Linked DNA regions of Mus musculus: region 1 is linked to region 2. Evidence: chromatin loops called from intact Hi-C (ENCODE). Cell type or tissue: left cerebral cortex. All regions are shown on one strand. Each heading gives the region's core, and the rest is flanking DNA. Links, peaks and the distances in the headings are about the cores only.

Evidence for each region. Hi-C counts contacts between places; a loop is a spot of excess contacts. Peaks named below come from ENCODE experiments on the same cell type or tissue, not always from the same donor. Only the 100,000 strongest peaks of a DNase experiment are listed, where the experiment ranks them.
Region 1: it touches region 2 in a loop (2.3-fold over the local background); 2 of 42 quality-filtered maps call a loop at or near these places.

The regions. Positions count from the first base shown.
Region 1 is chr4:148,346,477-148,361,363 of GRCm38, reverse strand. No RefSeq gene overlaps it. Among named protein-coding and RNA genes, the nearest start is that of Disp3, 66 kb to the right of the region's middle. In left cerebral cortex, for the core only: a CTCF peak has its summit at 8,472 (motif pointing left); DNase peaks (open chromatin) are centred at 3,805, 4,512 and 7,230; H3K27ac peaks cover 907 bases.
Region 2 is chr4:148,421,906-148,436,792 of GRCm38, reverse strand. It overlaps Ubiad1 (UbiA prenyltransferase domain containing 1), which reads left to right. Exons shown (of 2, transcript NM_027873.3): 2 at 151-2,298. The coding sequence ends at 638. Among named protein-coding and RNA genes, the nearest start is that of Ubiad1, 15 kb to the left of the region's middle. In left cerebral cortex, for the core only: CTCF peaks have their summits at 6,867 (motif pointing right) and 9,829 (motif pointing right); a DNase peak (open chromatin) is centred at 6,865.

The sequences.
Region 1 (14,887 bases), core at 2,337-10,336, 75 kb after region 2:
CTCCCATCAGACAGGCCTCTGGGGTTCCCATGAGCAAGATACCACACACCTGCCAATGGCTCCTGGATCCACGCCATTTTACCAGATGACACGGAGGACTGGCCTCTTTGAGATGGCCCCAGGCAGAGAGGGTTCTACAGCAGCTCCAGACTGAGGACTAGCAGTCCGGCAGCTCAGATCATGTGACTCAGCAGATCTGGGTGACAGATGGATCTGTGGTGGAAAAAGACGCTCTGAATTTATGGCAAGCACCAAGAGAAGAGTGGCAACACGGATCCCCAGGGTTCTGGAACAAGGCCCTGCCATCTGGAGTAGAAAATTATGCAGTGTTTGAAAAATAGCTTTCACGTGGGGCTTGGGAGCTGTGGAGCCAGGTTCAGCCTGATAGAGAGAGCTTCGGGGTGACGCTTCATGAGCACGGAGGGCTGAGGACACAGCCACACACAGATGAATTATTGTCACCCAGTGCTGAATACTGTTCTTAACATCTTAGACGCACGTTAAGGTCTCCTCTGGCTGCCAGACAGGGGTGCTTTCACCAGGCTACGGAGTGAATCTCTCATTAAACTGTAAACTGTGCCTGCCACCTGGCCATTTATTTGATACCAAAGGCCGGAATGCCAGGAAAGAGTCACCATATTACCAGAGTCATTGACTTAATCAACCAGAGGAGAAAATAGGATGGCTGTCACATACTATGGGGGTATCTCTTGGTGTCTTTAAGCCCTCAACTCCCTGACTTTATATTTTATTTTATTTTATTTTATTTTATTTTATTTTATTTTAGTTTAGTTTAGTTTAGTTTAGTTTGTGTATATGGGTGTTATAACTGCATGTATGTATGTATGTATGTATGTATGTATGTATGTATGTATGCTCTACATGTGCCTGCTGCCTGCGGAATTCAGAGAGGGTGTCACCAGGAACTGGAATTTTGGATGGAATTATGTGGGTGCTAGGCGCCAAACTCAGGTAGCCTCTGCAAGAGCAACACATGTTCCTAACCACTGAACCATCTCTCCAACTGCCAAGATGCTTTCTGAGATAGCATCTTACTATCTAGCCCAGACTTGTGTCAAACTAGAAACCCTCCTGTCTCAGCATCACAAGTGTTGGGGCCACAGGCACGCACAACCTATTCCTGGCTTCTCCTTTGCCCATTTTTCAGTATAAATAACTAATTCTGCAACTACAAACTGAGAAGGGCGTGATGAAGGGATGCTGGTGCACTATACATGAGCATGGCTCAGCTAGAAGCCGGGCTCTAAGGTCGAGGGGCCATTGGAGGGAGTCAATGAAATTAGCCTTGAGACAAGAAGCCATTACACAAAGCTGTAATTCAACCCACTGGGGCTGCAATTCCCTTCTCTTTTCTTCCACTCCTCTTTCTCCTCTTCCTCATTTGCCTCCTCGCCCCTTCTCCTCCCTTCTCTTCTTCCTCCCTCCCTCCCTCCCTCCCTCCTCCTCCTCCTCCTCCTCCTCCTCACTACAGTTTAGAGGTTTCAATCCATCCTGGTGGGAAGGTGACTGGTGGAGCAGAGCTGTGGACATTGTAGCAACCAGAAAGCAGAGAAGGTGAGTGTCTGTGTGGAAGAGGGGGCTCAGTGGGTAAGGGACCTTGCCGCCAAGCCTCACAACATGAGTTCAGTCAAGGTCGCCCATGATGGAAGTCCATGATGGAAGCCTCCCGTAGCTTCTCCCTCTGTGAAGCAGGGTGTTTCCCTCAGGGTTACACCCTGTGTTACTTGATGCTGTGACAAAATAACTGGATGAAAAGAAAAAAAGGGAAACTGAGGCTCAGAACACTGTCAATCAAGTGCTTCCAGTTACAGACAGGAGTAGAATCAGGTGTCAACTCAAGTCTGTTGTGACCAAAAGATGGTGCTGGAGTAACTCAGGAGTCCTGGTGGTCTGAGGCTCCCATGAAGGATGAAACCACTCGGTTCATTTTACTGGTAGGTCACCTTTTAAAAATATTTTATTTTCTATTTTACGTGGATGGGTGTTCATCCTGTGTGTGCCTTGTGTTTAAGGGCGTTAGATCCTCTAGTACTGGAGTTAGAGCCATTGTGTGGTTTCTGGGAATCAAATGTAGGTCCTCTGGAAGAGTGAGCAGGGTTCTGAGCCACTGAGCCATCTCTCCAGCCCTCCACCAGCCAGTCATAGGATGCTGTTCTCAGAGAATGTGCTGTCCCTGCAGAGGGCTCACAGGGCTGATGGGAAATGTCATGGAGACTTCCAGGTGAGGTCTCCATCCCATGCCCCTCTCTGCCTCCTGCTCTGTGCCTGCCTGTGTCCCTCCATCTCACCTGCTCGTTCCCATCTGTTGGGTTCAATAAGTAGCTTCAGGAGTCTCTTTCTCCAGTGTCCCTGTCCCTGCCTTAGTACCAAGAGCTTGAAGGGACCCCACTGTGATGGTATATTCCAGTTGGTACCCACGTCAGCCCAGCTTGGGGGTTCGGAGTTAATAATTTTTGACTGCGTGTGATTTCAGGCAGATGACTCAAGCTCTTTGCTCTGTCTTCTTCCTGTTCTCCTCTTCCCCCTTCTCCCCCTCCTTTCCTCCCTGCCCCCTCCTCCCCTCCTCCCCCTCTCCTCTCTTCTTCCCCCTCTTCTTCCCCTTCTTTCCCCTCTTCTTCCCCCTCTCACCTCTCTGTTTCTTTTCTCCCTGGAATTCTCATTTGTAGATCAGGCTGGCCTCGAACTCACAGAGATCTTTACCTCCGGAGTGCTGGCATTAAGGCCTGCACCACCACTGCCCAGCGAGCTCAGTCCCCTTACCTTCGTGGAACAGAGGATATGCATGAGGTCCCACCCCTTTCTGATTCTCACTTTCTCCTCTGATCTCTCCAGACTAAGGGAGACTTCATTTACATTTCAGAAGAAATGCCAGACTCCAGGCTAGATCAAATATCTTCTGGATTGCTTAAGAGGGTGTCTGGGGCTTTTCTGTCATAGCCTGTCCTCCCCTCTGGTGACTGGGGGAAGCCAGCTGTCTTCTCCTCTGCTTCTCCCCCTTTTCTCCCCTCTGGCTCTGCCCTCTCCTGCTCTCCCAGCATCTCAGGGGTTTCAGCTGGCACCGATCTTCATTGTGTTCCTGCAACTCAATTGCTCCCCGATCTCCACGCACGGTTTGTTGTTGCTACTTTTGATTAAATTTTGAATCTCTCTTCTAGTTTATTTCTCCTGGGTAACCTGGCTGGCATGGGGCAAGGAGAATATGGAGGTGACTGAACTTTAGGGGGAAGTCCTGATGAACTTTGGGAAGTCAGATGATGGGAGTGGTGGGGGATGATGGCCGTTTGTGATTTGGGGTAGTGGCGCCTGATACTGTAGATATCCAATGTCCATGTGCTGGTGAGGGGCTCCAAGCCATTATGATTTTCTGGCCTCTCCTTGCCAGCTCCTGCCTGAGCCCCATCTCCCCAGTCTTATTAGTCCTTTGGCAGCTTTGCCTGCATGCCCCACGCGGCAACAGACACCCTTGCTACTCAAGGCTCAGCCTTATAGCTCTGCTTGTCCATTATTGCTGTCACTGGAGTTCCCAGCAATCACCCATCAGTATGATGGCTCCCAGCTGGGCCGGGGGAGGTCGTGGGCAGCTTCAGCCTTTTCTACATGTCATTCTCACGTCAGCCTTACAGGAAAGGAAGTGCCCAGCATGCTCCAGAGATGAGAGGCTGCTCCTGGGCGAGCATCCTGAAACGCAAGGTCCCATTGATCTGAGTAGTTCTGTGACCACACATCGCATTAGACCGTCTGTCCCTTTGGTCTGCTGTGATCTAGGCTTCTTGTCCTTCTTGTAATTGGCATTTTGAAGATTCCGCATCTGATGTCTTGTAAAATGCCAGCGACCTGAATGGGTCTGATTGTTTCCTCCTGATTCGGTTCAGTTCAAACGCTTTCGGCTGTGAATACTAAATAGGGGATGTCATGTCCCTGTTGCAGCATTATCCAGCGGGGCATGTAATGTCCCATTTGTCTATTTTTGGTGACCTACATTGGATCAGTGGTGAAGGTGATGGAGGCCAGATTGCTCCTCTGGGGACATCATCGCTTCCCATTTGTAACAGACTCGTAATCTTGGTGATATGGAGAGGCCTATGAATATCCTACAGTACCCACTGACTGCTCACCTGGTTGGGGGCTGGAAGACTCATTTGTCTCTTAAAGGGCCAGTGCTTCTACTGGCGTAGGGTTGATATGCAGACTATACAGGGGTCTAGGTGGTTTGCTTTGTCAGCATGACAGCCAAGGTTTATGCTTGCTCGCTTGTCTCAGACGTTTAAGAGCAAGATTTTCTTTTGTTGTTTTTGACTACAGGGATTGGCTTTTCTGCCCAGAGAGCTAGTCTTCCACCAGCTGGAGAATCTTGGATTCTGAGGGCTGCCCAGTGTGTTGGCTGCTAGTCCTCTAGGTCAGCCAGCTGGCAGCGTGTGTGTGTGTGTGTGTGTGTGTGTGTGTGTGTGTACACCTACTGGGTAGGAGGATGTATAGGAACTTGAGACTCAGAAGTAGCACATCTGGTATGTGCCCGGAAGCTGCAGGGTGCTGGGCTCTGGCCTTGGTTTCCATGGCAATGGGCAACCTCCTTCTGCAGTCTGCTTCTCTCTAGACCAGCTGATGGTGATAGGGTTGGGGATTCTGGACCAGCGACAGGAGGTGGGGAGTAGGCTCCATCAGACTAACACTGAATAGCTTAGGGTGGAGGAACTCAAACTGGCTGGTGGATATCAGAGAAAACAGTCTTTGGCAACAGTCCCTCTCATTGTGTTACAGGGACCCCAGGAGACCCCCCTTTTACTGCAGAATGGATTTGAACACTAGCACAGCTTATAGCTACATCCAGATGGCAACGAGTTCCATCATCTTTGCTGTGACTCAACCGAAGCACTGAACCCTTGACCTGTTTCATGTTTGGTCTTGACCTTTAATGTACGTGTGTACATCACGTCTTGTTCCACACGTCAGACGCTGGAGGTTACTATTTATCCCACCATATTGGAACAGAACTGAGGCTCATACCGAGGGCACGTGAGGGTCATATGGCTGCCCAAGGGTGAAGCTGTAACAGACACTCAGTGGAACTGTGATGCAACAGCGAACATGAGGAGCAATGGCTGGCTGACTGGGCTGTGTGGGCAAAGAGAAGGCTCACACGTGGCTCAGGCCACGCCTCTCCAGCACCAAGGCATGGTCCCAGAGGTACAAACTCAGAGGTTCCCTCTTCTTCATTCACCAGTGCTATCAAGGGAATTTACACCAAGCAGTGGTCCCAGAGATGGGTGTTTCTATCTGAAAGGCAAGGAAGTGACTCACTAGACATCTAGGAAGACCCTCTTTCTTCCTTCTTCCTGCTCCCTAGAATGTAGTTGTGACAGACAGAGCAACATCAGCCACAATGAATGAAGAAACCTTGATGGTGGAGCAGAAACACAAAGACCTAAAGTCCCAACAGCTTGATAGAAAGCCCTTTCTAGCCCAATAGCGTCTACATCTGGACTTTTGTGCATGATAGAAACCCTAGTGTGTCTGGGCTACAGGGTCCTGATAATTACAGAAATGGCTATTTGTATGCAGTCCATCAAATGAATAGTATATCAAGAAAAGATAATCTTCTAAAGATTTCAAGACTGTGTACGTGTATGCATCCATCCATCCATCCATCCATCCATCCATCCATCCATCCATCCATCTACAAACTGTTTTACCTATCCACACACTCATCTATTCATATATCCATCTACCCACCCACCCATTCATCTACCCAACAACACAGCCACCCTAAACCGTTCATCCATCCATCCATCCATCCATCCACACATCTATCCATTTACCTACACCATCTACCAACCCTCCCATCTGTCCATTCTGCCCATCTCCCCCAAACCACCAAAACTATCCATCCACCCCAAACCATTTATTCACTGAGCCAACATGTACTGAGGGTTCCATGTTTTAGATATTCTGCCTGATTCTGGGGACAAAGAAATAAAAGACAGAACCTTCTTCTGATCACCCCTGGGTGAGCGGATGGTCATGTCATTAGTCCATCTGAGAAATCAGAGGCCCAAGGAATCTGGGAAGGTTAGCCATCTAAGCTGGGGGGCAAGAGGACCATGGAAAGTGTCCAACTTGAGGGGACTTTTTGGCCCTAGGACAAATGGGAGCTATTGGTGGGTATATAGAGGGGGGAAGATACTGGGGATGGAGGAGTGTGTTTGCGAGACTAGAAGCCAGAGCTGGCATGTATGACTTACTGTTGGATGACTGCAACCATAGGGGTGTAAGAGGGCCCGGGAGGCCGCAAAGGTGGGTACTGCTGTGGGGCTGGTCACTCTGAGGTACCCATGGCAGCTTCCTGCTTCAGTAGCTCCAGTTTTGCAATTCAGGGAGACAGGAGAAGAAAACTTTTTTTTAATCAAGTGATTCTGGAGGCCCAGAGGTGGCAGGCACATGAGTATGGCCGCGGAGCCTTTCAGAGACATCTTAGAACTCTAGCTCTAGTCCTGGACCTTGTCTCTAGTCCAGTCCTTGCCGATCTGGCCACGGGAGGGACTAGGAGCCACGTGCTGGCTCCCTGGCAATCATATTTCCTTTCAGCTCACTTCTCTACTTCCTCTGACTCCAGCCATGGCCTGTGTGAAGCAGTCTGTCCTCCCCCTCACCATTGCTCCTCCATTCCTCTAGTACAGCAGCAAGACTTTCTTTCAGGCCTTTGAGGTGTGCCACAGGCTCCTGGCAGCTTCTTTGGGGCCAGCTGGACCGTCCACCATACTGCCGGGTTTACTTTTCCGGTGCCTTCCTGAACCACGGGGTGGGCCTCTCTGCTGCAACTGACAGCCATTCCTCTTTTAAAAAATTTTTAAAAACCCATTCATTTATTTATTGTGTATGTGTATGCACAGCACAGCATGTATGTAGAAGTCAGAGGACAATTTCTTGGAGTTAATTGCCTCCTTCTACCATGCGGGTCCAGGGACCGAACTCAGACTGTAAAGGGTCAAGTGCCTTTACACACTGAGCTGTCTCACAAGGCCCTAATTCCCTTTTCTCCCTCCAGTGCAGCCCCCCACCCCCTGGGCCTCTGGCTGAGGAACAGAGGGCAGCAGAGCAGCAGTGTGGAGACTGGAGCCTCACCAACTCTCTCCACCAGAAGGACTTGGTTGCTACAGTGACGAGCCTTTGTTCCCAGCTTCCCAAGGACACACCAGCCCAGTGCCCTAGGCTCCCACAAGTTCTATTTCCTTGTCTGCCACCCACACAAAGGCCTTGGGTACAGCTGGGCATGTACTCTCATGGTGGAGACATCAGCAGGGACCGAGCCCAGGATCCAGCCTGTTGCTCAGGCACTCTGAGCCTTTTGTATTATTATCTTGCTGTCCTGCCTCGCTGGGGCCAGAGGAACCTGCTCACAGCTGTGTCCCATGTCCTTATTCCCCTCCCTGCCTGCTTGCCGTCTGGGGGCATGTTGAGGGTAGTAGGGGTCAGAGCATCATGCCAGGACCAGTGTGGCTTTTGGAATCAGACTTCAGAACACAGACGAGAGCCCTAGACATCCCTTTTAAAGGCACATCCCCGGTGACCCCATGGAATCAGCTCACTCAAGATCCAGTGACACCACCAGCTGTGAACGGAGCCTTTAACACCTGAGCCCTCGGAGGGGACACTTTATAAGTAACGATAACAAATGTGCTCGAAGGCGGGTCCCAGTGCTTGTCTTGAGGCTGGGCTGGCTGCTTTCACTCGTACTTCCGGTATCATAACAGCAGCACGAATAGCTCTCACAACCACTAGCTCACGGCAAGCACACAAGCGGGGAAGGACTAATGATTTTATTTGAAAACAGCGTTATTGAATTCCCTTCACATCCTATAAAGTCGGCCAGCTCAAGCACAGGACCCAGTGTTTTTTACTGGACTCAGCGTCACGCAGCTATCGCCATTTTTTCTTCTCCCACTGCGTCCCAGCCCCAGGCAACTGTTAATGTTTTTCCTGTCTCCTTGCATTGTCCTGTTCCGGGTATTTCATATATATGGAAATCACGCTGTGTGTGGGATTGTAAGACTAGTTCCTTTTACGAGTGCTAAGCTTTCCAGCTCCTGGTCTTGTTATTAAAAAACCACCAGTAAAACCCCATGTTATCAACTGTATTAGGAGGGAATAATAGTTGACAGACATAATGCTACACTCCAGTAACCCCAGACCTTGGAGGCAGAGGCAGGAGGATCTAAGTTTGAAGCCAGCTTGAGCTACATAGTAGACCCTGTCTCAAAAAGGTCCAGTAGCGACAACAACAACAAAAATAGATAATAAATAAAAAATAAATAAATAAAATGGGCGGGAGAGGTGGTGAGTGAGTGGCTAAGAGTGCTTGTTGCATTGACAGAGGCTCTAGGTTCAGTTCCCAGCACCCACTTGACAATTCACAACCATCTCTAACTCCGGTTCCAAGGGAATCTTCTGCCCTCTTCTGGCCTCCTTGGGTACTGCATGCATGTGGCATATCCAGGTGCAGGCAAACACTCATACATGTAGAATACTCTTATAAAAGAAAGAAATGATAGCTAATGTTTGGGAGACAGTGTGTTTGTAGTGGTGGGGGCGAGGTGCTGGATAAGAAGCAGATAACCCCGGGCTGGTATCAGAAGCCTTAAGATCTGGTTCTGCTTCTGTCTTTCTCTTGTTGGGGTCTGTGAGATGGCTCAGTGGCTAAAGGCACTTGTCACTGACTTCTCTGGATGATCTTGTGTCGGGCCATGGGTTTGTGCGAGTCATATGGTGAAAATGGAAAGAAAGAGATCTTGGCAACTGTTCTTCTTTCAGGTGGGAGCACCAGAAGATCAGGGCATCAGGAGGTGGGAGCACTAGGAAGTGGGAGCACTAGGAAGTGGGAGCACTGGGAAGTGGGAGTACTGGGAAGTGGGAGCACTGGGAAGTGGGAGCACTAGGAAGTGGGAGCACTGGGAAGTGGGAGTACTGGGAAGTGGGAGCACTGGGAAGTGGGAGTACTGGGAAGTGGAAGTACTGGGAAGTGGGAGCATCAGCAGGTGGGATGACCGGAGAGAGAAACACCAGGACAAAGGCTGGCTTCACCGTGGCACTGGCCCTTCTGCTGCCATCTGCCTCAGAGTCTCTCGGGTCTCTTTGACCAGCTCCTGGAGCACAGAGGGGATTTCTGGTCAGGTACATCAGTGGGATCCTAGAAAGACTCCTGTTTACCAGGTTGTTCCTCACTGGCTGCAGGGCTGACATTCACAGCCAGCTTTTGTCTTCCTACATGTACAATGAATCAAATCAGGGCTGTCTAAAACCATGTGCTACCGAGCAGGAGGCATGCATGCACGCGAAACCACCTGTGTCCCTCAGGGGAACGAACGACACTTAGTTTGTTTTGAGACAGGACTCGTATAGCCCAGGTTGGACTCAGATTCAATTTGTAGCCAAGGATGACCTTGTTTGTCTTTTTTTTTTTTTTTTTTGAGAAATTAAAAAGAAAAAAGTTTTGTGTGTGTGTGTGTGTGTGTGTGTGTGTGTGTGTGTGTGTGTGCATGATGTGTGTGGAGATCAGAGAACAATTCTGCAGTGTCATCTCTCTCCTTACACACTTGTGAGTGTTGCAGGGTTCAAACTCGAGTCCTCAGTTACTCACTGAGTCAACCTGCCAGCCTGACCTTGAACTAACCTCTTGCCTCCAATTTCTGAGTTCTGGTGTACACACCATTTACATGCATGTTCATACCATTTACATATATGTACACGCCATTCACATGTATGTACATACCATTCATGTGTATGCCCACACCATTCACATGTATGCCCACACCATTTACATGTATGTACATATCATTCACATGCATGCACACACCATTCACATGTATGTACACACTATTTACATGTATGTATATATCATTCGTATGTGTGTAACACACCATTCACAGTTTATGTGGTACTGGGGATCGAACTCAAGGACTGGTGCCATGCCCAGGCAAACACTATGTCTTTGAATGAGATGAATCAGGGTATCAATATTTATTTATTTATTTATATCCCAGATGCTGCCCTCCCTCCCGGTCCCCCCCAGCCCCTGGCCCCCAATGAGAGTGTAAAAGCTGAAAGAGAAGCAGGTTTCTCAAGATGTGGAGTCCCAGCCCCTCCCTCCTCCATGTTCCCTGATGTTGTACAGGTGGATTTGAGGACAGGTCACCAACAGTGGGAGTTGTTGGAGCAGGACTGACTGCTTGTTTATTCTCTCGATTCCTGCTCGGAACACTGTGGTCTCCTGGCTGGACCATCTATCTTGGTGGAAACCTTTCCCGAGATTTATCGTCCTGTTCCTGCTGGCTGCAGACTGTGGGAAGGTAAAAAATGTCCTTTTTGAGGCAATAAAATATAAAATGGAACCCAATTTCTCTCCAGGGTAAGAATCATTATGTTTGACAATGGCTGTAAAGTGGGTAACGGTGAGGGGTGGGTCCAATGCTGCAGCCAGGGCGGGGGAGGGGGAACAGAGGCTCACAGGATGGCATGGCAAACTCACCAAAGCGGCTTGGAAAATATCTAGGGGTCAAGGATGCCACCCGTCTAGTGTCTGGTACCCTCTGGGACTGGGGCCCAGGAAGTCCCCATGTAGACCCACTACTTACGCATCTGCACAGGACAGGGATACATAGGGTCATCTTTTTTCTGTTTCTGCTACGATGGGGAGAGAAGAAACGTGCTCAATTAAATGCAACGAAATTAAATTGAATGTTAAGAGATTCAGATTTGTCTGAGAGACACCGAGAAACCAGCCACGTTTTAAGAGTTTGGGTATGTGTGTGTTTGTGGTTTTTTGAGATATATCTTATAAAGCACGTATCTTAAAGGTACAATTGATTTTTTCCACCCACACACATTCACATAACTATCACCCATCTTAAACACAGAACACTGTAGCAGTCCGAACAGCTCCTGTGCCCTTCCTCATAAATGCCACCCAAGGTAAAGGCCTCGGATTCATTTTCTCTCTGCCCCTGAACTTCATGTGATTGTATCATACCATAAATACACTTTTGATTTTCCCTTCCTTTTCTTCTTCTTCTTCTTCTTCTTCTTCTTCTTCTTCTTCTTCTTCTTCTTCTTCTTCTTCTTCTTCTTCTTCTTCTTCTTCTTCTTCTTCTTCTTCTTCTTCTCCTCCTCCTCCTCCTCCTCCTCCTCCTCCTCCTCCTCCTCCTCCTCCTCCTCCTCCTCCTCCTCCTCCTTCTTTTTCATTGTGTGGGAGGGTAACTTGCAGGAATCACTTTTTTTTTTCTTCTTCTTCTTCTTCTTCTTCCATGTGGTTCTGGGATTTGAGGGCAGGTCACGAGTTGTGGAGGCTAGCCCCTTTGCATGCTGAGCCTTCTCTCTGGCCCTGGCCCTGAATTTTCCCTCCCTTTCGTGATTATTGTCGTCAGGATTCACTCACGCTGTTCTGTGTGGAAGCTCCTGCTCTTTCATCTGAGATTGTTATTCCTTGTCACAGTTCACAGCGAGCTCGTTCTTGCTGCTGGTGACAGGCAGCCTGGTTTGGGGCTTTCACTGGGTAAGCTGCTCCTACCGTTCTCACGAGGACACACTTTCAAGCGAAGGGTTGACGTGATTAGAACATGATTAGATGGCTTCTTTTTGACTTTTGCTCCTTCTAATTTTCTCTTTTTAAAGAGCTCGTCTTAGATCCATAGAGAAGTTGAGAGGCAGCAACAGAGGCTTTCTCTATCCACCCCGCCCCCGCCCCCCCAAATGCACAGGGAACCTGCTCCCTCCTCAAACCCTTCACATGGGCATGTGCCACTATAAATAACTCCAGGGGTCTCTCTCAGTGGTGTGCATGCTGTGAGTGGCAGGCACCTGTGTGCATATGGTGCATATACATACATACATACATACACACACACACACACACACACACACAAGGAATGTATATACACACATATAAAATATATACATATAAAAATAAATCTTAAAAACCAATAAAATGTATTTTCTGTGTGTATGTATGTGTTTGTGTGTACCTGTATGTATGTGTTCATGTGTGTGCATGTGTGTGCATGTGTGTGTACGTGTGTGTGTACGTGTGTGTGTGTGTGTGTGTGTGTGTGTGTATGTGTGCAGGCACATGTTACATGTGAAAGCCAGAGTATCTCAGGTATCTTACTTCATTGCTAGCTACTTTTAAAATTTTTGTTGTTGTTGTTGTAGTTGCTCACTGACTCTGCCAGATTGGCTGACCAGTACACTCCAGTTCCCCCTGTCTCTGCCTCCCCAGTGCTGAGATCATGGCTGCTCACCAGGTGCTGACTTTTAGACAGGTGCTGGGGATGAACTCAGGTCTTCATGCTTGTCAACAAGAACTGGGGAGCCACCTGCCCAGCCCCACAGAGAGCTCATCTATTCTTAGTGATGAGTTCTGTTCCATCGTCCGTATGTCCCATGGTTTGCCCATCATTCATCTGCAGGATGTCTTCTTGGCTGCTTTTAAGTTTTGACAACAGTGAACAAGTCTCGTTGTACACACCTGTGTGTAGTTTTGTGTAGTCACACATTTTCAATTTTTCTGGTGATTCCCAAGGAGTGGGATGCTCTCTGTCTGTATTCAGAGTGTTTAGTTTGGAAGGAATTTGCCAAACTGGCTTCTGGGATAGCTGGCTGCACCTCTTTGCTGTACCAGAGTGTCCCTTTGCTTAGAATTCAGCCTTTCTAACAGTTATATAGCTGGTTCTTATTTTTCTTATTGCTGCTTCATGTTTCTAACTTTTTTTGTGTGGAAGCTTTCAAAACATTGAAAAAAAACCTAAAATCAAAATGCAACTGTACAGTATGGATGGTTTATGCAAACACAGATTGCCCAGAACCCATGATTTAAAAAAAAAAGGCTCTAGTGGTCAGGAGATGGCTCAGTAGGGAAAGGGGTCAGGAGATGGCTCAGTAGGGAAAGGGGTCAGGAGATGGCTCAGTAGGGAAAGGGGCTTGCCACCAATCCTGATGACCTGAGTTTGATTCCCAGGATCTACCTAATGGAAGGAAAAAAACCAACTCCTGAAAGCGGTTCTCTAACCTTCACGCGCATGTGTGCTCCTCATGTAATTAAATAAATGTAAATAAAAAATAGGACTGGAGAGATGGCTCGGCAGTGGTCAAGAGCATTTGTGGCTCGGTCATGAGGACCAGAGTTCAAATCCCAGCATCCACATCAGGCAGTTCGCAAATGTCCACAACTCCAGCTCCAAGGCATCTGGTGACTTCTTCTGGCCTTTGGGAGCACCTGTGCACGCATGCAGGCACACATACACATACACACATAGGCATGCACACTGAACACACATACACACTCATGCTAAAAAAGCAAAACAGAACAAAAAACAGAGCACACTTGTACTGTGTTAGAGAGACTGGGATAGGAGGCTCTCTGGGGCTAGCTGGCCAGCCAGCTTAGCCTAATTAATGAGCTCCAGGTTCAATGACAGACCTTGTCTAAAAACAAACAAGCAAGCAAGCAAACAAAAAAACCTGTGTGTGTGGTAGAGGTTGTTGGGATGCTGGAGAGATGGCTTCATAGTTAAAGAGCACTTACTGCTCCTGCAGAAGGCCTGGGTTCAGTTCCCAGCACCCACATGGTGGCTCACAACCATTCATAACTCCACGTCCAGGAAATCTGACACTCTCTCTTCTGACCTCCATGGCCACCAGACACACATGTGGTACACATACCCACAGGCAAAACACTCATACACATGCAATAAAATAAATAAGTCTTTAAAAACTGAAACAAAAGGATCAACCCAAAACCCGTGGATGGCATCTGCGGAAGGAACAGGCACACACACCTGTACACACCAATGGTCCGACTGTAGCATCAGTGACCTCCATGACATCAGTGACCTTGCTTCCATTGTCTCACTTCAACCCTCAGTCTGGCTATGGGCTTGCTTTGACCACTTGGACAGCAGCGCCATACTTGAGGCACACAGCATCTATGACCTCAGTGTCCTTCCCCTGTGCCTTTCTTGCACCGCTGAGGGTGTTCATGAAATCGAGCTGTGCAAGCCACCGTCACTTGAGACCACCCAGGTTTCAGCCAGGTAGTAGTGGGGACACACCCATGAGACAGCTCTGTTCTTGTTGATGGGGTCCAGCCATTGTGAGAGTGTTCGTCTACTTGTCTTTACCTGGGAGTCCTGCTCGGCAAGGTCTGCCTTACTGCTCTTCCCTGCTGAAAACTTAAGAGTACCAACATCCTGGTGTTTCTGGTATAAAGACAGCAGCATCTGTCCTCTAAGGATACCCTCCCATGTAACCGTAATATGATGATCACAATTCAAGACACAAAATGCATGAAGTAGCAATAATATCGTCTGATACGGATTCCATATTCAGATTTCTACTAAGCACCCAAAACCATCTTCTACAGCTGTTTGGTGTATTGCTCCAGAATCCAGCTCTAAGCAATATCATTCCAGTACACTGTCTCTTTCCACGAGCCTGTGGGGAGACAGAGAAGGGTGGAGGGTGGCTCGCTGCCTGGGGTCACCACCCCCTTGCGTTGCCTCATCTTGGTTGTGTGACTAGGGGATGCTGTTCTCCTTTTTTTGCCTTGGGTGCTAAGTCTGTGAAAGAGGTGAGCTACTACCATCTACCTTGTGGTATTGCTGTGAGCATCCAGTGGTTTACTGCATACAGGTGCCCATACTGTAGGTGACTATAGAGAAGTTAGTGACTTTTGTCAGAAAGACAAATATTGCTCCGTGTTTGTTGATCAAAGAATGTGTGAATGTGCACGTATGTATCATCCATGTTCACGTATGTGTACAGGCATGGGAGTATGGAGGCCAGTCACCCTCCTATCTCTGTTCCCCTGATTGCGAATGTT
Region 2 (14,887 bases), core at 2,414-10,413:
ACCTGGCAGTTGGACTCAGAAATCTGAGTCTGCATTGGGTCGTTTGGGGGTGCTCCAGTGACGGCTCACCCTCGTAGCCTCTCTTCAGACATGGTATTCTCTTGGACCAGCCCTTGATTTACACCGCCTCTCTGGCTTTTCTGGCCGCAGGAATTGGATTCAAGTATGTGGCCCTGGGAGACCTCGTCATCCTCATCACTTTCGGCCCGCTGGCTGTGATGTTTGCCTACGCTGTCCAGGTGGGATCCCTGGCCATCTTCCCTCTAATCTACGCCATCCCTCTGGCCCTCAGCACGGAGGCCATTCTCCATTCCAACAACACCAGGGACATGGAATCTGACCGAGAGGCTGGCATCGTCACGCTGGCCATCCTCATTGGGCCCACCTTCTCCTATGTCCTCTATAACACACTGCTCTTTGTGCCCTACCTAATCTTTACCATCCTGGCCACGCACTGCAGCATCAGCCTGGCACTGCCCCTGCTCACCATCCCCATGGCCTTCTCCCTTGAGAGGCAGTTCCGCAGCCAGGCCTTCAACAAGCTGCCCCAGAGGACAGCCAAGCTCAACCTCCTGCTGGGGCTTTTCTATGTCTTTGGCATCATCCTGGCACCAGCAGGCAGCCTGCCCAGACTCTGAGGAGACCAGCAACTCCCACCACAGCACAGCCCCTCCTCAGGCAGTGCAGAAGCCAGAGACTGAGAAGGGGTGCCACTGGCCAGGGTGGGTGCACAGCATAGGCTGCAAACTCCTGAACTTGTGTGTTGGGATTATCTTCCTAAAGATAACCTGCTCGTGATTTGTGTTCCATGTTACAGGGAAACCCTGAAGCCACTCTAGTGTCGTTCCTGTGTTATTTATAATCTCCACTAGAGGGTGTCATCAGGCCACTTTAGGATGGAAAGTCCATCTCCCCCTTGTCCTAGACAGAATGCCCTGACAGTTTGTGAAGGAGCTGTGTCCCAAAAGAGCCATAGTAACTAGGCATGGTACTGACCCGTTACCTTGGCACGTAGGAAATTGTACTAATTGGTGCCAGGCCCCATTTATACAGAGCGCTTGTCCCCTGAATGTGCTGCCTGCTAGAGAAGGGCCCTCATTAGCAAGGAGTGCTCCTGGCTTTTTGTGTAGTTGGTGGTTCAGATGTTTCTGTCCTTTATGTCTCCCTTCGATCCTCGCCACTGTGGAGGAAAGTGTCAGATCACCCTGTAGCAAGACAGTTAAGCCTGGGGCGGCTGAGAAAAGCACTCTGCTTTCAGTAAAACATGGCATGGTGGCTGAGGGAGCTGCTTCCCTCTGTAGACTCCACTAGGAAGGCAGTGATTCTGGGACCTGAAGTGGCAGTGGGATGGGCGTTTAAAGCCCAAAGGGCTTTGTCCCCTCCCAGCTGCCTCCCCTGGTATTCCTCTTGCCTACCCAGGATCTCTGTCCCTCCGTCTGTTTCCAGTGCCAGACTGTGGGCAACAGCAACACATGAGTCAAGGACACTTACCCCTCTCCACAGAGCCACAAGATGGGCAAATCAGGGACCTTCTGAATGTATGAGTCAGTGGACAGCAGTCCTGGCCACACTCAGCTGGAATGTGAGGCCCTGCCAGAGAAAGAACTATGAGCACGGGTCCTTCATCTCTCTGTGCTCTGATGCCTTGTTCAGAATGTGGCTTCAGTGAGGTCACACCCAAAGGACCAGAGGTGTCTCGCTGTCTTCTGTACCCTCTCTGAGTATAACATCTTGCATGGAGATGATCATACCATCTCCAGTGTGCTTTACTCTGATCAGCTGCCCTGAAGGGGGCTGCAGGCTCTTAGCCTGCAGAAAACCACCTTGAGTTAGCACTGGGTCACTTCCTTAGGAAAACATATTTAAATATTGCCCAGAGTTCCTCTGTAGTCAGGGTGGTTTGTCTACCAGAGTCCCAGAGCTTGAATCAGGGTCCAGAATCCTAGGAACAGGATGTTCTTTCCTGTTCTCCCCAGCGTGCTGGGTTTGTACGTCTGGTGCTTTTGAGTGTCCTGCCTGTGACCCTAGCTTGGGGCTGATAGTTGTCACCCAGAGCCTGGAGGACCAATGACTCTCACTGTTCATAAGGCGGGCCTGACACGTGGCTACCCTCATCAGAACTGTGTCAGCTGCTACACTGAGCTCTGGTGCAGATTTTAAATGCCTATTTTTATATACCATCCCCAGAGGCCATATTTGGTGCCACATTTTGTATACAGACCACCATAATTTGTATTATGTCTCCTGATTCAATGAAGGTTTCCTGTAGATTTGCTAATTAAAATAAGAGAAAACGTATGTCAGTGGCTTTGTTTCTTTGCTTTCCACTTGCTTTTCTTACTGGAAATGTGCAGAGACTTGTGGGAGTACCAGGCATGGTAGTGTACGATTTTCATTTCCAGCACTGGGAGTCAGGTTGGTGGATCTCAGGAGTGTGAGGCCAGCTAGAGATACACAGTGAGACCTCGTCTCCAAAGCAACATGTTATTGCACTAACCAGGACTTAGGGAGAAGTGCCATATGGTAGAGGTCACCTCATTACCAGTGATGAATTTGGGAACAGTTTGACCAGGGTTGATGGTTTTGTGACATCTTGCCATAAGTTTGACTCACCAGAAGGGAGCCTCAATTGAGAAAATGCTCCCATAGGCCTGAGCTGTAGGCAAGCCCATAGGGAAGCTTTTAAAGTTGGTGATTGATGCGGAAGGGCCCAGCCCATTGTGGGCGGGGCCAGCCCTGGGCTGAGAAAGCCACAAGGAGCAAGCAAGCCAGTAAGCTGCAGAGCAGCCCTCCACAGCCTCTGTCTGCATCAGCTCCCGCCTCCAGGTCCTGCCCTGTTTCCCAAAGATAAACAACAATGAGGAAGTATAAGTCAAGGAACTCTCTTCCTCACTAAGTTGCTTTGGACGCGGTGTTTCCTCACAGCATTGGTAACCCCACCTAGGAGAGGGGCCATTAGGAAAGGTGTCAGGGACCACTGAGAGCCAGCTGGCCAGACCACGTTAACCTCATTTCCCTCTATCCTCCCCTGCTTACGTTTTTCTTCTGCTAGGTCACCGTGCTGATGGATTAGGAGCATGTAGTAGATGGAGTGCACTTACGTCTTGGCTAGGCATTTGACGATATATCCTTATGAACGAGGCAGAGATACGTGCAGTGGATATCACTGTACTTAGATAAATTCCTGAGGCCGAACGCACCCGCGGGGGAGAGAGCTGACGGATCAGCATGTCAGCAGCACAGGGAAGGCAGCCTTCAGCAGCACATTCGAACAAGCCCCGTCCTTTGCCCTCTGCCCTTTGCCCAGCGAGACTCAACACCTGTTATTAACAACTGGACTAAGGCAGCCCAAATTGAAGCTCTCGGGAACCACGGAGGAAGAGCTTCTAGGAGGACTGATAATTAGGACGCTCGTGAATTAGAGAGCTGCTTTCACAGGTCAAGGGAGAATGCGAGCGTGAGTAAATGCAGAGCGATAGATACACTCAGGCCTCTCTCCCAGAATCCGGCCTGTGATTGAGAAGGAGGTGCCCTGTGACGGGGGGGGGGGGGGGGAGCAGATGTGGCTCGGTTTTAGAATGGCTCTAGGCTACATGGTCACACACCTTTACCACTTGAGTCAGATTTATTCTGCTCACAGAGCGGGTAGCAGGGAATCCAATTCCAGGCCCCTCGGGATCTTCGCCTGCCTGTAGGGTTGCTCACTGGGGATTCCTCAGTCTCGGGGGGGGGGGGTGAGTGGGGAACAGAAGTCAGGGATTTTAGCTAGGTCTTCAGTCCTTACCAGTTGTAAGGTTGCCTCTCTGCTATCTGATGCTGGGGTTCAGGCCTGGAATTCACCCTGAACCTTGAAGGGTTCAGAATGCTCCCACCGACAGGCACCATGGGCCCGTGGGGGATGCTGGTTCCTGCCCCCTATTTTCTACTCAGTCAACTGTTCTTTTCTGTGGTCTCCCTGTTCACCTCTGCTGCTCAAACCTGCCCTCCTTCCATACGTTTGCTGAACCCTCACACAGGGCCCCACCTAGAAGACCTTGGAAGCTCGGGGCTGGCCTGCTGTGGAGGGGAACGAACCATGAACCCACCATATGCCATCTTACTTCCTGTGTTAATAACCAACCACACTCACACTGGAACCTAGCCCTAACCTCAGACTAAGACAGTAATGACCTTGGTGAAGGTTGCCATGCTACAGGAGATACACAGGAAAGAGATTACAGTTCAGAACAAGGAGGCAGAAGCCCTGGCCATTCTTCACGGGCTGGACTTGAACTTGGACACCTTGTTTGCCTTGGAGAGACTCTGTGTGGAGACAGAGGACTTAGGTTTCAGAAGTACCTTTGACAGCATATGAAATGTAGAATGAATGGAGATATAGTTAGAAGCCAGCAACATTTCTAAGTGTGTGCACCCACACATATGCGTGTGTGTGTGTGTGTGTTACATGGGTAACAGCTGTAGCAGACATTTTATAGGTTCTCAATGTGGGAACCATATTTTGAAGGTGATATTAACAAACCGGATCTTGCCCCAGATGCATTTGGAAGAAAGATGAAGGCACACAAGACCACACTGGCCTGGAAAGGAGACCCAAGAGAGTTGTCTTGGGGAAGAAGGACTGGGCCAGGCATGTGGTATTCAAAGAGCAAAACCAGGACGTGCAGATAGGAGTTGCATGACCCGATGTAACAGCTCTTGTGTTAAAGAAACCTCTGTAGCTGTGAGTGGAAACAGAAGTTGGAGTGTTCGGAGCATCAACATGGGGGGTGAGTTTGTCGTAACTAAAGAGAAAAGCTGGTTCCTTGGCAAGAACGCTGAAGCAAAGAGTCACACCACAGAGAGGTTGACGGAGACAACTGGGCAGCCCTGGAGTCTTCTCACCCTGTGATTTGGCTGGTTCTGATAAAGAGTTGCTCTATGGACCTGCCCGTGAGGGTTGGAACCAGAGGGTACAAGAAACATGTCGACAGTTCAGCTTCTAAGTGTCATCACAGCTGCGACGACTGATACCCTCTTCCCATTTTGTTTGCCTTCCAAAAATTACATACAGATGCACACCCAGACACATCCCGTGCAGTTGACTTCACCCTCAATGGCCCTGGAAGGGAGGTGGCTGACAGCTGTTCTCCTCTGTGCCCACTGCTAATGGACTGTCAGCCTCTTTCATTACTGGCTACAGACCACGAAGGCTGGTGTAAGAGTGCCTCTGGCGAGACCTGGACTCTTGTGGTAGCCAGCTGACACTTGTGATCTGCCAGGACAGCAGAGGGTGGTGAAGCCCAGTGAGGCCCTGCCTGGGGGCCTGGCAATCACTGGACCCAGGCGGAGCTCATCAGCAGGGGCCGGCAGCTGTAACTGTGAGATGCTCTCCTACTTCCCAAGATGTAGAAGCACTAGAGGAGCCAGGGAACGTCTTGGTCACATGCTCCTGACCAAACTGTGTGTGTGGTGGGTAACAGGAAATTGCTCTGGGCTCTGTGGTAATTAAGGCATGCCCCAAAGTCCGCACTCCATGCTCCCGCCATACCCTTGCTTCTGTATTTCCCACCACAGCTTAGAATCGCCACCACAGTTAGAGCTAGAGTCATGGATAACAAGACAGCTCCAGTGTGTGTTCTGTGTCCGTTTGTTAGCGTGTTTAGTGTCAGTGTCCCCCAACAGGTGGCTGGTAGACAGGCAAGTAAGACTGTATTTCAGCACCTGCCCAGCACTAGCACAACTGACCACAGTGTGTTTCAACAACTGGCCATGGAGCACAGGCTTGCGAGTGGCTAGACCCTATGGGACAGGTTTACTGACCACACTGACATGCGTACCACATAGCTGGCTGACCCGCAGCAGTAAGGACAGGTGAATTCCACCCAGGGTTGGAAGTGGAAGGGGAAAATGACAGTAACTCTGAAGATCTCTTAAGGTCTAGCTCATGTTTCCGGAAACCTGTAAATAATTAAGGTGTTGGATAAATGACTGAGGGAATGTCGGGGATAACGATGGCATTTATTGCAAGCTCCCTGTGTGCCAAGCCTTGTTCTGGAGCTTACATATATTGTTTTAATGTTCCTAACAGCTCCATGAATAGGTTATTGAGGGCTATTTTTTCATGAGACAAAGACTAGAGTAAAGGGAGAAGATTAATTGTCCAAGTCACCCATCATTCAAACCTTAGTCTGTGCCCATGTGAATTCTCTCCCACGGCCTCTTGTCCTGTCTCCGCTTACCTCACAGTGTCTTGCTCACATGAGGACTCCAGCCACGGGTTCGTCCTTGCTGAGTGTGAGGTGTGAGGAAGGTATCGTAGGACTGATGGGTGGCCGAGGCCATGGAGGGCTGGACTCCCACGTGTCCTTCCCATGGCCACAATGCTATGAAGTTTCCCTAATGTGGGAGTGACTGGGCCAGCACCTGCAGGCCAAGAAGGTAGCTCCCCTCAGCGTGAGCCAGCCACCTTCCTCAGGGCATTCCAAGATAGGCAAGAGGCGGCCCGAGACCATGTGGAAGAGATGAGGAGAGAGGAAACACCAGGGCCCCTTAGGAGCTGCCTCCCGTCTCAAGACTGGCCTATAGCGTTTCTGTCTTCAAAGTGAGGTCCTCTGCCTTGGGCCTCCAGTTGCTCAATGGTGAGAGGAGAGGTAAGTCTACATTACTGTGGAGGTGGGAATGGGATCAAGGTTTCAAGTCAGAGCCTGCCAGGCTTTGATGACTGCTCAAGTCAGCTGGAAAGGAAGACCCATTCTCAAGTTAAATGTGGGCTCACGCCCACCCGTCCCTCCCTCCCTCCATCTGCCATCTTTTCTCACCTGGCCACTGAAACAGAGGGTCCCTAGAAACAGTCCAGATGCTTTGCCTGGTAAGAATGCAACCAGCCACCAGGGGGCGTCGGAGAGAAACTCCAGTCCACCTTCACAGGGATCAGGCTCTGCTTGACTTGTGAGAGTTCCTTGGGTATAGGCAGTGAGGAGAGAGGCCCCTTTGGGTGAGTGTGCTTCTATTAGGGAAAGGGGATGGACAAAGTCAGCCATGGAACAGCAAGAAGTGTAGCTCGCTGAGGGCGGAGATCAGCTGCAGATTGGAGCCAATCAGGAGGGGCTTCTGGGAGGAGATGACAATGGACTGAGCTCAGGGTTCTTAGGAGAAGTTAGCCAGGAGAGGTGCTGGTGACGTGGCCTACCTGTCCTCACAGCTGGAGGGTCGTCGCCACCCCCCTCACCCCCCGCCCTGCCTGCTGCTGAGACCATCCAGGGCACTTTTCCTTCAGTCTCTTCTGGTCACATAGCCAGACGACTGTAGCGTTGAGGCAGATGTGCCAAAGGTGCCCTTCTCAGTGCCAAGGTCAAAGCCGACTGAGGAGTGACTGATACCTTGCTGAGAAACAGTCAGAAGGAGACGGTAGCACATTTAATCAGCCCAGGCTGCCGGTGCTAAATCCAGATGAATGGCCTTGAACGATGAGGCCCAAGGAGAGCATTGCCAGAAGCAAGCTCCTGAGCCTGCATCTACCGAGGACGAGGGCTTCATCCCTGCTGTCCCTGGCTTTCTGCTACTTTGTTAGGCCTCTCGAATGGTTGCTATACGCTGGCATCAACACTCAGTTCTCTGTAGCAACCAAGGACAACCTATTCAGAGCCTTTCTTACAGAAGAGAGCCAAGCTTATTCTGGGGCCCGCTAGGAGCAATGGCGGGTAGAGAGGCTGCCTGACCTGCAGAGGGCCTTCTGGTGGGTACCTCCTAGGTTCAAGGCCACATCTTGGAGTACAGTCTGAGTTCAACAAGGCAAGGCTATCTGTAGAACGCCCAAGTCCGTTTTACCAAAGTTGTTAGCATTTCTTTAACCATGCATGTGCATATGTACAGATAGATCTGTGAGACCATTTGGATGTGCACGTCCCCCTCACTCTGTACTGGGACAGTGTCCCAGGTATTCAGAAAGCATCACAAATTCTTGGCACCCGGTGCAATGAGCTCCACCTTGTAGAACAATCTCAATTACCAGATAAGCAGTCTCCACGCTGCTCTGGGGAGGATGAAAAGAAACCACAGGGGCTGTGAGCAAATGATAGCCCAGAGCAGCTCCAGGCAGAGGCAAGGGGGATACAGTTGTTCTTTAGCCTGTCAGTTCAGGGCTGCGCCTGGCTGAATGCAAGGCCTGGCTGCTCTGCTGAGAAGAGTCTTTCCTCCCTGAAGAGAAACTGCAGCAGGAGAAGGATGAAGGCAAAGATAGGCAAATCCCTCAAGCGGGGCAGAACCCTAAGAATCTCTGCCTCAGGCCGTGTGGTAGATGCCGTGGAGCTATGAGGAAAGCCCCTGCCTCCTCAGGAGGACCTGTCTCCTAGAGGAAGCTAGGCCCCACTCTGGGACCCTACTGCCGGCTCCCGGAGTTGGGGGCATGGACCTCTCTTGTTGGTAAAGCAGTAGTGGCCTGTCACATGACCCAGTCATGAGAGCCACGGTAGCCAGGATTTGGGAGAACACTTGGGTCTCTCACCGAGTCCCCTTGTGTCCTGAGTTGATTATGGAATTTGAGTCGAGATATTCTGAGGGATCAGGCGATTCTGTCAAGGTCATTTAGCCACCATTGGGGGCCCCACGTAAAAGCTGGTTTTCTCCTGGACCCCAAATTCAGCACTTCCGGGGTTAAAGCCATCCTCTATGTCACTGCTCCGCTCTCTTTTGAAGGCAGGAGAGGAGGCATTGTTTGGTTTTTAAATATAAATCTCATTTTTCGCTTTACACGTTGAAAGAGCCACAGCTGCCTCTTTTGCCATTATCCCTCCCAGTCCCCACCCCCTTCATCTCCCCTCTCCTCCCTAACCCTGTCCCCAGTTCCCCTCAGCACACCTTTGCTCTCTGGCACCCAGGCAGCTTCCCAAGCTAGCTGCTCTGGGTGTTAGAGGACAGGAGGCAGAGTCAGGGCATAGGAACCCACGAGAGAAGGGGTGGGGGCTTCTCTTTGAGAGATGGATGATTTAGTAGTCACTGGCTTTATGTGGCTGCCCAGCAAGTCACCTCAGCCATCTCTGAGATCTGGAGCCAGCTTTAGACTGCAGCAGCCATGGGTGGAGACACCCATGGGAGTGAGTGCATGCTGACACATCTCACCCTCTGGCTCTCAATTCTTCTACCCTGTCACCTGGATTGGGTCCATACAAGCTGATTGTCACATTTGAGCAACGCCATGACCCAGTTTCCTAATGAGGAGAGTGAGGCTCTTCCAGCAGGGTTAGTACCTTGCTGACTGTGCCCTCAGATTCAGAACCCAAGAGCACAGCACCAGTGACAGAGCTGGGCTTTGGAACTGGGCCTTTAACTCCTTGCCCAGTGCTCTTCCCACTCTGCTCGGTGGCATGGGCCAGCATCTCTTCTGTATACTGTCATAGCCTCCAGAAGGCTGGAGGGGCCCCCCAGGACTCGTCTGAAACCAGGGATCAGCTCCAAACACAGCCAAGAGGCCAACATGCTCTGCCTCACAAGGCAACAGTGGCTTGAGATGGCTCCCCGGGCGAAGATAGGCGCCAACAAGCGAGGAGCCACCGATTGCACCGATTGGGAGATAATCTCCCTGAGAAATGATGGGGACCAGTTGCTTTGGCAGCTGCAGGGCTGCATCTGAGCCCCAGTGCTGGTGTGTGTGTGTGTACCACCCCCAGATCCACACCGCTATTGGCTTGTTGCAGAAACAGATGTTCTCAATTCTCTTTGTCCCTAATAGGCACTTAAATGCTGGAGGGGGAGCCAGCAATGGGGACAGAAATCATGTGACTATTTCAGGCTTTTTTTTTTTTTTAAAGATTATTTATTATTAATCCAAGTACACTGTAGCTGTCTTCAGATACACCAGAAGAGGGCATCAGATCCCATTACGGATGGTTGTGAGCCACCATGTGGTTGCTGGGATTTGAACTTAGGACCTTTGGAAGAACAGTTGGTGCTCTTAACCACTGAGCCATCTGTCCAGCCCCTATTTCAGGCTTTTTCTGGAAGGGTAGGCTTCTGCAAGACTTGGGGTCTGGGAGTGGGTGTGTCAGAGGATCAGCCCCCACCCTGAGTGCTTCTGGGAAAATCCTGGGAAAGCTACCATAGTAACAGTGGGCATTGGGTGCTGAGGACAACTTCTTAGAGGAGCTGCCTTCAACCTGTCATCGGGACTGGCCCCAAAGCTGAAGTCACAGGGAGGGAATGCTGGGACTTCTGGCCTCCTGCCTCCCAGACTCGAGAGGATTGGAAGGGGTCAAGGGCTGGTGAGACTGATGTCTTTTGTTCCATTCTCACTTGATCCTTACCTGTCTGTCCATCCATCTAGTGTGCACACATCACCCATGCATCTACTGAGAACATCCAGTATCTGGCAGCAGCATGCAGGTTTGCAGGTAAAACATTTCCCGAAAAAGGCTTTGCACCCCTTTTGCCTGCTGAGCCATGGCCATGATTTAATGGGAGCTTGGAGCCTTTCCTGCCCCTGAACAGCTCTGCATCAACCTGCCTCAGTGCCCTGAGCTCCACAATCCATCAGCCTTGAGAATGGAAGGTACCCCATTTCCCAGAGGTCCATGCTAAGATACTGGCATGCAACCGAGGAGATTCTCAAAGAGAAAAAACAAAAAACAAAAAACCACTACCACTGTGTCACGGTAGAGAGCAGAGGGTCAGGCCTGGACACTCAGTGAACAGGTTCCGGTGGGAGAAAAACGAGAAGCATCCACCCCATAGATGTTGCTTTGGGAGGGAAGATCTGAGGATGTCCCAGGAGCAATGGGGACTTACAGGGGTGGGAGGAGAGGGGTATCTCGTGGGGTGACCCAAAGCATGACCCACGCATTATTGGATGGTTTGCTTTTTGCCTGGAGACCCTCGAGGTAAGCAGAGACCTGTCTAAGAACAATCCAGCACAAGGGAGAGTTGGGGGAAGATTTTTATTATGCTCTACTGACCTGCAAAAGTGGGATGCTCAGAAATGGACCGACCTCTGTCACCACAAGCCCTGCCCCTGCAGATGTCAATGGGGCAGAGTAACAGGGGCAGAGGCTGCAGCTGTTTGGTTACCTTCCAGACCCCTGCAGCCTGCACTGTCTGTTGTCTTCCCCACCGGGCAGAGGACTGGTTACAGATGAGCTCAGGCCCCACTAGGGGCTGCCAAGGGCAGAAAGTAACCTGGTCCACCAGGACAGTTTTTATTTTGTTTTGCTTCAAGATAGGAGCTCACAGTGTAGCTCTAGCTGGCTAGATCTAGAAACATAGCTCAGGTTGATTGCTCTTGAACTTTCAGCAATCCTCCTGCCTCTGTTTCCAGAGAACTGGGATGACAGGTGCAACCATACCTGGCCAGTTTGCAAAAGAACCTAGTCACTGGGCCGGGGGCTGGGAGACTCTGTTCCTCTGTGTCCCTCATCTGATGGATGTTAGGAAGGTAATTAACTGACTGGGGAGGTGTCCAACAGGCAGAGACACCCTTGGTAACCCCTGACTACTTAATATTCAGAGCCCATGTTACCCTCTCATAGCAGAGAGTTTCTGGTGGTGGTGGGGGGAGAAATCCCATTGTGAAGTACATTAAAATTCACCTTAAATGATTTCCATAAAGACAATTATTATTATCGGTGATAATTCTCAGTGGCTGCCTGGTCTACTAAGTGCCAGACTTGTAGTGGGGGCTGGGGATGTTACGGCGGTAACTGCAGCCTGTGCCTCCAATCCCTGTGGCCTATACTCTTTATCTTGCTCCGGGAAGCACTGAGGAGTTCTGTCCAGCATCCCTGGAAGCCTCCTGGACCCTGTCCTGGTGTCCCCTCCAGTAACACAGCGTTAGACAGGAACGCAGCGATGGATAACATGTTCCTAACTCCCAAGAGACACGGGGTTGAATGAAGAACACCGTCTAGGAGAAAATTTGAGAAAAGCAGCCAGAAGCTCTCAAAGGCTGGATGACTTTGTCAGCTCTCTCCCCTTCCCCCCACCAACTCTTCCGCTCACTCCCCTGGCTCCTTGCTTGGGTAGTGTAAGCTTTACTTACTGCAGTGCTGTGGATTGAACCCAGGACCTCAAACATAGAAGGCGGATGCTCTACCACTGAACTATGTTCCCAGCCCATTTTGGTCAGAGATGGGCATATGAAAACTTAAGATTACAGAGCTCTGGGAAGCTTGACAGGTCAGGTACATCCCTGGCCCCAGACAGGATTCTGCTCCAACGGCCCAGCACAGTCAATGTCTTAACAGCAGCCTGTGTCTGGAGTCTGGGTCTCTGGCCTCTGAAGGCACATTCCTACTCAGAACTAATCCATAGTATTAGAAGTTAGGACAGCAGTTGCTCCTGTTGGGGAAATAAGAAGGGGACACCTGTGGGCACTGACTAAATAGGCATATTTGCTTGTCATGAAGGGGACAATTAAAATGTGAGTGTCCTACTGGAAGAATGGGACCCCTTCATGCAAAAGTTTTCCCCAGCACCCTTAAAGGTAGCTGTTCTTGCTCGAGTAGCTGTGGAATTATACCTGCTCTGTCAGGGCAGGGTGGCCCAGGGAGCAGAAAGGCTCATAATTCCCAGTGGCTTCCCAGTGGGATGTGGGACTGGTTTTCCTTTTGGGGCAGGCTGTGGCTCTACAGCTGTGGCAGGGTTCCAGGTCTCCACTCTTCTTCCTCTGCTGGGACCCAGATGTGTTCCTCCTCCCCCACTGCACGCGCGCGCGCGCACACACATACACACACACACACACACACACACACACACACACACACACACACACATACACACACACACACACACACACATACACACACTCACACACACACACACACACACACACACACACACACACACACACACATACACACACAGGTGCTCTATGTCACTGTGTAGCCCTGGCTGGCCTGGAACTTACCATGTACACCAGGCTGGCTTTGAACTCCTAGTTGTTCCTAAAGGCCTGTGTCACCACTCCCAGCCACAGAGTGCTTTTGTTTGGGAAGGATTTGATTTTGACAGTATGTGTGCTCTCCTAATGTTAAAGTTCCCTGGCAACTTCTGAGCCCGTACTTCTCAGCTTTGGAGGTGACATGGCCCTGGTGCATTCTGCGCAGCAAGGAAGTCATACGGGAATGAGGACAGAGCACAGTTGTCTCCGTCACTGCCCACCATCACTGCTCAGATTCCTTCAGTGTGCATTTCTCTCCTTCTGATGCCAGACTAAGGTTCTCTAGAGAAACAGAGCTGATGGGAAAGTATATGGTATTTATTAGAATGTCTTACAGGCTGTGGCCTAGCTAGCCCATCAATGTCTGTTTACCAACAGAAGGTCCAAGGATCCAGTAACTGTCCAGTCCATGAGGCTGAGTATCTCAGGAGGTCTTCAGTGTATGCTAGAATCCTGAAGACATAGGCTCCGGTGCCAATTGCCTTTCTTCACATCCAGAGCTTGAGTTGTCTGTCTTCTGCCTTCTGTGCCCTTTATATCAGCTGCCACAGAAGGTGTGGACCAGACCAGAGGTGCAGCTTCCCACCTCAGAAGATCTGGATTAAGAGTGGGTCTTTCTACCAACTCGGCTACCATCCAGGCTCAGATCCCGGGCTTTGAGTCAACCCATCCTGACACCTACCCTGTCTGTGGCCTGCTGGTGCTTGTGAAGGGATTGGCTTTGCAGAACCAACCGAACCTGCAGGATTTCCAAGACACAGGGCAACAACAGGATATTCGAAACATCTTGAGAAAGACCCAGTGTTGATCTCGTAGCAGCAGGAGAGGCCTCAGACCAGACCAATGGCGCACTGCAATCAGCATTTACAAGTGAAGCTGTTTAGACAAAAGAGTCTACACTGTGGGACACACCGCAACTGACACACCACAGCGTCCACAGAGAGATGGGTTTTGTTTTTGTTTTTCTTTGTGTGGGGAGGTTGCAAGGGTGGAGGGTGGATGTGGAGGGAAGGGGAGATGGGTGGGATTGATATGCATTGAGTGAAATTCACAAAGAATCAATTAAAAAGTTTAAAAATGCAAAAAGGTGGGTCTTCCCACCTCAAATATTTAATTAAGGAAAAAATACCTAAAAAAAAAATTAGTAATTGAACTGGGTGATGGTGGTGCACACCTTTAATTCCAGCATTTGGGAGGCAGAGGCAGGAGGATCTCTGAGTTTGAGGCCAGCCTGATCTACAGAGTGAGTTCCAGGACAGCCAGGGCTACACAGAGAAACCCTGTCTTGAAAAACGAAAAGGAAAGAAAGGAAGAAAGAAAGAAAGAAAAGAAGGAAGAAAGAAAGAAAGAAAGAAAGAAAGAAAGAAAGAAAGAAAGAAAGAAAGAAAGAAAGAAAGGAAGAAAGAAAGGAAGGAAGAAAGGAAGGAAGAAAGGAAGAAAGGAAGAAAGGAAGAAAGGAAGAAAGGAAGAAAGGAAGGAAGAGAAAAGACCTCACAGGAGTTTTTAGTTAATTCCAGATGTGGTCAAGCTGGTGCCCAGGAATAGCTACCACATCTCAGTGTGAGGATCCAAAGGAAACTTGAGGTGATAGGGCTCCAGACTCTGACCCCAGGCCAGTTCCCATGATGCTACATTAGAATAGATGCCCCGAGCTGAGCATGGTGGTACACGCCTTTAATCCCAGCACTCTGGAGGCAGAGGCAGGCAGATTTCTGAGTTCGAGGCCAGCCTGGTCTACAAAATGAGTTCCGGGACAGCCAGGGATATACAGAGAAACCCTGTCTCAAAAAACAAAACAAACAAACAAAAACAGATGCCCCAGCTACACCCCTGTTCCAGGTCCTTCGCCATTCTTTCAATCTTAAAATTGTTTAGTGTGTGTGTGTGTGTGTGTGTGCACATGTGTGAGCCATGCCATGCATGTGGACTTGGGTCTCTAATGTGGGCACTGGGTATCGGACCTGGGTCCTTAGGCTTGGTGGC